Regions from separate parts of the Homo sapiens genome. Here region 2 is linked to region 1. A link is a contact called in ENCODE Hi-C or POLR2A ChIA-PET data. All regions are on one chromosome and are shown on one strand. The core of a region is the stretch at or near the end of the contact, and the rest is flanking DNA. Distances in the headings are between cores, read along the strand shown. Region 1 has its middle 13 kb from the start of FYB1. Region 2 holds the start of DAB2 (DAB adaptor protein 2).

Region 1 (3,670 bases), core at 146-2,645:
ATATATTAGTAGAGTGAATGGAATGACTGATTGTCCCAGGCCAACCGTAATAAAAATGGAGCATAATCTTGTGCAAATATCTTTCTATTTAAAAAGGAAAATATACTAAAGTGTTGTATCATGATATTAATATTGATTAGAACAAGGAGGAAGAAATAAAGATAATGAGCAGGAAGAGCTATTAATCAAGACATATTTATTCCAGGAGGCAGTTTGATGGAATAGAAAAAAGTACTCAGCTCAGAGCAAAAAAAAAAAAAACAAAAAAAAACAAAAAAAACAAAACAGCTGTAGCCACCAGCTTCAGCTGCTGTTGCCCTGGGATTTCTGTGTTACCTTGGACAAGTCATGTCCCCATTTCCATCCTCAATTCCATGAATTCAATTAGGGAACACATTCAAAAGCACCTGGCACAGTGCTTGGCACATGGCAAGTACGAAATACATGGTTGGCCATCTTTTCTCTCTAAATGTACTGAGTACCTTTTGGGTTACAAAGCTTTCTGTTAGGTGCTATGGCAAAGTTGAATAAGAAAAAAATCTCTTCTCTCAAGAAACCCAAGGCTATTTGGAAAAACATATGATATATTTCTGGAAAATTCATAATACAATGACTATTGCAGGGTAATATATTTCAAGAATGAAATAAACAGCCCAGTCATAAGAAATTATTACACATTGGAGTGCTCCTGAAATGCTACTCGAAGAATGGGTAGGATTTCGTGGGCTGAGAGACCAGGAGATTAGTGCAAACAATGGGAGAAAGAGTGCTAATAAGGAGGTGCTCAGACACTAATTATTTCTCAAAATTCTTATGTGGCTGGGAGGTGAACAGAGGTGCAGAGAGCTATTTCTCTTTCACAGAGGGGAGAACTGAGACAGGGAAGTCTAAGTTCCCACAGAATCAGCAATTCTCAGCTGCACCCTGTCTAGTTGGGTTTCAGTCATTAGACCACAGTGCCAACTTCAGCCTTGTGGATGATGCCTTTGAAGGGGTTTCTAGGTAAGACTGACTCACTGAAGTAATAATACATTTTTACATAGTGAAGAGACTTAAAAAAAAGTGACTGGAAGCATGTTTAAGACAGAAGAGAAGCTTCAGGGATACGGATGAATTGTATATCATCAAACTGTTTGCCTTAGCTCTGAGCTCTTGAGAAATAGGTCAATGTAGAACAATGAACAATGGTGAACTTTCTCTGAACCAAAGATAAGAGTGGCTGAAAGAGCAAGACAGAAAGATACCTGTTTCAGAACATGCACACACACTACACATGCACACACACGCATACCAATCTCCTTCAGGAGTCAGCTTTGATCAAAATGAACATTGCATGTTTGTACAAAAAAGGAACATTTAATATAAACTTTTCTGGCATCAGTAGCCCATATTACCCAGAAATATAAGTCACATGAAACTAAAGAAATGAATAAGCTACCAGGAAGGTGAGTCAGGGCTGCTCTGGGCACCACTCTACCCGTTCTCCTTGCAATAACCCACAGATGTGCAGCAGGTCTCAGAAATGGTATTCAGGCTGACAACGGACCCAGCTGTCCTCTCAAATTGAAATTAAATCCTCATGTAAAGCCATTGTAAGTGTGACATTTTAGCATAAACATTTATTTTATTTATTTATTTATTTATTTATTTTTTATTTATTTTTTTTGCTTTTTTTAAAAATTATACTTTAAGTTTTAGGGTACATGTGCACATTGTGCAGGTTAGTTACATATGTATACATGTGCCATGCTGGTGCACTGCACCCACTAACTCGTCATCTAGCATTAGGTATATCTCCCAATGCTAACCCTCCCCCCTCCCCCCAACCCACAACAGTCCCCAGAGTGTGATATTCCCCTTCCTGTGTCCATGTGATCTCATTGTTCAATTCCCACCTATGAGTGAGAATATGCAGTGTTTGGCTTTTTGTTCTTGCGATAGTTTACTGAGAATGATGATTTCCAATTTCATCCATGTCCCTACAAAGGACATGAACTCATCATTTTTTATGGCTGCATAGTATTCCAGGGTGTATATGTGCCACATTTTCTTAATCCAGTCTATCATTGTTGGACATGTGGGTTGGTTCCAAGTCTTTGCTATTGTGAATAATGCCGCAAGAAACATACGTGTGCATGTGTCTTTATAGCAGCATGATTTAGAGTCCTTTGGGTATATACCCAGTAATGGGATGGCTGGGTCAAATGGTATTTCTAGTTCTAGATCCCTGAGGAATCGCCACACTGACTTCCATAAACATTTCATTTTAAAAAGTTTGCATGCAACTAGAAAGAGCTAGCAAATATTTGGCTGGGCAAATAAACGGTTTGGTTTACAAGGAGGAAGTTAGACTTAGATGTAGCCCCCAAAGAGCTGTGGGTAATTAGTTGACTGGATGAAGAACCATGGTGAGCATCCTTAGCAGTGTCTCCTGGCCAGCTTAGAAACAGAGTTCTATTGGCTTTATTCTTTCTTCAGTTAATCATTGCTTACAAGTCCAGTTGTTTTATATTTGTACTCACCATCTTCTAGAGCAGTGGTTCTCAACTCTTTGGTTTCAAGACCATTGAATGCTTAAAAATGATCGGCAGACTCCAAAATGCTTTTGTTAACGTTGGTAATAAGTGAGAAAACTTTAATTTACTTATTAATGCATTTAAAATAACAATAAATCATTACATATTAACATAAAACTTCTATGAAAAATATATTTTCTAAAACAAAACTTTTAGTGAGAGGCTTGGAATTGTTGTACATTTTTGCAAATGTGTTTAATGCCTGGCATAATAGAAAACAGCTGTATCCTGATGTTTGCTCTGCATTCAGTCTGTTGTGGCATATTGTTTTGGTTGAAGTATATAAAGATATGGCCTCATACAGACATGTAGTTGGAAAAGGGAAGGATATCTTAATAGCCTTTTCAGATAATTATGTAGTATCTAGAAAATTCCACTGAGAACTCAGGAGAAAGTGATAATGAAAAAGACAAGTTAACATAGTAGTATTATTGTGTAGGTAGTTTTGACATTGTGCGTTGCCTGAAAGGGACTTGATGACTCCCAGGCATCTTTGGATGACATTTTGAGAACCACTGCTCTGGCCTTTCTCTAGCTTAGATGGGGTTTACTGTTATCTGTGGCTAACTCTTTAAGTAAACTGACTGTGAACGCCACATGCATGATATCCAGGCTCATTTCTAGGTCTTTAAACAGCATCTTCCACTTAGTTCCATATTCACTGCCCCATCACCACAGCACATATGTCAGGAAGGCTGATTTCTCATGGAAACATAAAGAGTATGAGAAAAGGTCATTCATCAAGGCTGTTTTTGTTTTTAATTGTATTTGTGTTTTTATTAAAATATTACTGATCCTTAAAATGCTTAAATCCAGGCATGGAGACACATTTGTGAATCTTAGTTAATTTATAAATATAAAAGTATTTATGATTGTTTCCTATGGAGCCCATGTCCTAGGCAATGTGATTATAAGATTTAATCAAATGGTCCTATTGTGTCAAGGAGCTCAGTCTTTGAAATACAAAGAGGCAATTAAAAATTACATAGTTGTGGAAAACAGTGTGGCAATTCCTCAAGGATCTAGAATTAGAAATACCATTTGACCCAGCAATCCCATTACTGGGTATCTACCCAAAGGATTATAAATCATGC
Region 2 (3,681 bases), core at 315-2,814, 190 kb after region 1:
CAGAACCTGGAGTGGGCGGGGCACCTGGCTCAGAGAAAAGTAGCCTCCCAAAGTCTGGCTGCTGGGGTAAGAAGCATGGTGACAAGCCATTTGGTAGCTGCAAGCTCCCTCCTCCCCAACAGCCAGTAGGTGCTTTTGTGTGAGAAGCCAACCTCAAGACTGTAAGGACAATCAAGTATACATCTCATCAAAGCCATTCCAAGAGGCTTATCAGACATCTCAAAGGCATTTTTTGTAGATGCCTGCTTTCCACTCCCATTACTTCTGTTTGCATTAGTTATATCTTACCTCCTTCTCCCCCATGCCCCTGCTTTGCCTGACTAAGGCCAGAAATTTTTTCATGAAGTCACTTTATAGAGCAATAGCAACATTTACTATTCGTGAAGTCGCCCCTCCATAATTTTTAAGTCTTTCCATGTGTCTGGAAGCTTGTTTCTGCTCTTCTCGGTTTACAGAGCGGCTCTCTTCCTTCCAAACAAAAACTAAAAAGAAAGGGGAAAAGGTGGGGGGTGGTTGGGGTGGAGATAACACCCAGATTCCTTAAGTGTTTTTAATCCAGTTGAATTTCCCTTTGGACTCAGCTCCCTGCTGAAACTGTCTGCGGACCAGAATTCCAGGCTCAGAATTAAGTCAAGAGGGAAAGACAGCAGAAACAAATAACAGAGTCAGCTCTATGCTATGAAAACCGCTATGTTGACTGAGGCTCCACGGTTTTAACCCATTCATTTTTCCCCCCTTTTTTAGAATTCTTACTTAATCTTTTTAACCAGCTTACAACAGGCAGGCAAGCACCATATAAACCATGCTCCCTGCGCCGGGGGATATAAAACAAGTTTCTTAAGTCCCTTGGGTAGATACTTCCTTAGGAATGCCGGTGTAAGACAAAAGTTCACATTTTAATGCCATATGTTGTCAGTCACCAGGAAAAAGCTCCTTATGGGCACAAGCCAGGTCCCCAGCCTTTGTCACACAGCAAAAATAAACACCCTTCGAGGAGTTAATTAGGCGGTCAGCAGCCACCTCAGTGTCCTAGGAGGGCTGCCCGCAGACCTTTTACACACACACACACACACACACACACACACACACACACACACACACACACACGACACAAAAGGAGGCGTTTGTTAAATGTCACAAGCTGGGCATCTGGAGTCGGATTCGAAAGGTAAATACATTCCGCGGAAGCATTCCTCAGATGTCAGGCCACAAAACTGCTGGTTTCCCCAAGCACAGGGTCTCATTTCTAAGATTCCCCACAGCCCAAGGTCTGTACTCAAAGAAGGGTAGCGGGGGGCGGGGGGGTGAGAGAGGGGGAGCAAAGGAGAGAAGGAGATCTTTAAAAAAAAAATGGAGCCAGAGGGAAGAAGGGTTTCGAAGCTACTCACCGGCTAGCTATTGCCTCCGTGAAGCGAGCATGACTTCCCCGCGCCCGGAGCCTCCAGGCTACAGCGCAGCGGATGCGGCGGGCCTCGCTTAAATAGCCGCCGGCCGGGAGCTTCGGAGCCGCGCGGCCACTCCCGGCGAGAGATATGGTTCTAATCAGATGCTGGCAGCTGAGGACTCCCCAGGAATGTGCCAGGATGTTTTTGCTGCCTGGGCTTGGTAACTCCCCCTCAACGTGTCTGCAGAGTCTTCCAAACTTAACTGTTTATTAACTCGCGCTGCAGCGGCGCAGAGGACCCCGCTCCCCTGAGCTCCGCGAGCCCCACCAGCTGGGGGCGATCGCAGGGACCCAGCGACGGGAGGGGAAATGTGTTCGGGGAGAAGTCAAAAGCCCCAGACCGACGCGGGCGGGGGGCGGGTGCAAATAAGGACAGGAAAGGGAAGCTCTGGAGGAAAGGGGTGGGATCCACCGAGCTTCGTTTCACAGATCCGTTCCCTGGATTGCCACTGCGAGTGATGTGGCACACGGAGTCATCCTAACCAACCCGTTGGGGCCCTTTGAACAAAGGACTGCCTTTACTCCTGACTTTTCTGACAAGGGACAACGGTTCCTGCGCAGATCTGCAGTTTCTAAAGTTGATCGCGCGATTGGATTTGCTCCCCTTAGAAGAAATTAGTGTCTCCCTCATTGCAGATGCAAATGCGCTTAAGTTAGTGGGAAATCTATGTGTGCATATGTGAAACATACTGTATTTACCTATGAAATATAATCATATATATGGATATAAAAATAATATTCTCTCTGAAATCGATATGAGCAAAACATGTTCACGTCTATGTAGCCTATCAAATAAGTTATAATTCTGATACAATCAGAGATTCTATACAGGCTTCCCTTACAGTGTATATACACCTATATGTAGACACATAACATGACTTTATCTGCATGAATTTCCATAGCACTTCCTATAACTCTAGGAAAAACATGAACTGCAAGAAATAAAATATTTAAAAATGTTAACGTAGAGTGCTGAGCGGTAGAAGGTACTCCGCAGCAAATCCTAATGAGTGTTAACAAGCTGAGAATTCATTTTCTCCATATTTTAAAATCAAGAATTATTGTAAAACATCCACAGAAGCTCTGTTGCTTTTTGGAGAATTCTGAAATTACTCTTGTGAAAGACGTGTCTCTTTTCCCTTTTTTTAAGAAAAAAATTTAATTGTTTAAAGTCAGAGGCAGCACGTAGTAAATGTGAAAATGCTAAATTGTATCTCGGATGGGAGGGGGTTATTGATTTTATCGAGTAAGCAACACAGTGGATTTGCATTTTACCTCTGGAAACTGAGGGTTCAAATAGGGCTCGTGGGACATCAAGGATATATTTTGTGGTCCGTGCCTAGCCTCGACTGCAAAGCCACTGTGTAATTTGGGGTAGCTCAATGTGAGTGGCAATGTCTGCTCTCAAGTAGGTCAGGCTTGAAACAACCGTTGTTCGGGGAGACTGAGGGGTGCAGAGCAGCACAGCTGGCCCAGAATTCTACTTCCCCAGCCTCTACTATTTCTCATCCCCTGACACACCTAGGGGTGTGGAGGCAGGGAGGGCCATGCTGGCAGTTTTCAATATTCCTCAGAGGTAATTTGCTATTTTAAAAAATGACTTTGTGTGAATGACAGGAAGTATACAAATTTTAGTCCTAGGATAGTATTCTATTTATAACATTTATGCAGAGAAATGTAATTCTAGTACATTTTAGAACACAAGGCTTTGTTTCTAAAATCTAGAAGTCCAGTTTCATTTCTATTGGCTAGGTAGCTGGAAAAAGGGCTGCTGACTTCAGGCAAATAGAGACTTTGATAATTAGAAAGACATGGGTGTCTCTTTTAACCTCAATATGTAATATTTTCTAGACTAAGAAGTGCTCACTCAATTCTATTTTTTTTTTTTTTGAAAGACTCTTACCAAGAAATACTAACTTATGTTTGCTCTACCCCACCAAATGGAAGGGATTTGTCTAAGAAGCCAGAGGAAGAAAATGATTTCATCTGCTATGAGTTGTAGTTTCAAGAGAAGACTTTGATGAAAACAGTTCATTTAAGAGCAGTGGGCTCACACTTACAACTTAAAATAGACACCTCTTATTTTGCACAGAAATCTGAAGAGTCGACAGTGGAGAATTCTGGTTTGAACTGTATTTTTATATCTCTAGGGCACCGATATTGCTTCTGGCAGTAATTCAATGTCCTGCTCACATTAAGAAAAAAAAAGAAAAGAAATTTAACTCTTTTTATCCCTC

What was found. Hi-C counts contacts between places; a loop is a spot of excess contacts on that map. ChIA-PET counts read pairs that join two places held with the same protein, here RNA polymerase II (POLR2A). Pooled maps may share reads with other maps.
Region 2: a pooled map shows a loop between it and region 1 (1.8-fold over the local background). The contact joins the promoter of DAB2 here to the enhancer-like site in region 1. A Hi-C loop is called at or near these places in 1 of 50 pooled maps. POLR2A ChIA-PET finds 5 or more read pairs at or near these places in 4 of 52 experiments (A549, GM12878, PC-9 and 1 more).

What each region holds. Positions count from the first base shown.
Region 1 is chr5:39,230,901-39,234,570 of GRCh38, forward strand. It overlaps a transcript of FYB1 not described here. Among named protein-coding and RNA genes, the nearest start is that of FYB1, 13 kb to the left of the region's middle. RefSeq lists a silencer at 1,107-1,401. Within about 2 kb of position 1,396, at least 4 of the 41 ENCODE cell types and tissues checked have a DNase peak (open chromatin) inside an H3K27ac peak, as active enhancers do; they include PC-9, where a contact is called at or near this core.
Region 2 is chr5:39,423,416-39,427,096 of GRCh38, forward strand. DAB2 (DAB adaptor protein 2) reads right to left here and starts at 1,565. Exons shown (of 15, transcript NM_001343.4): 1 at 1,389-1,565.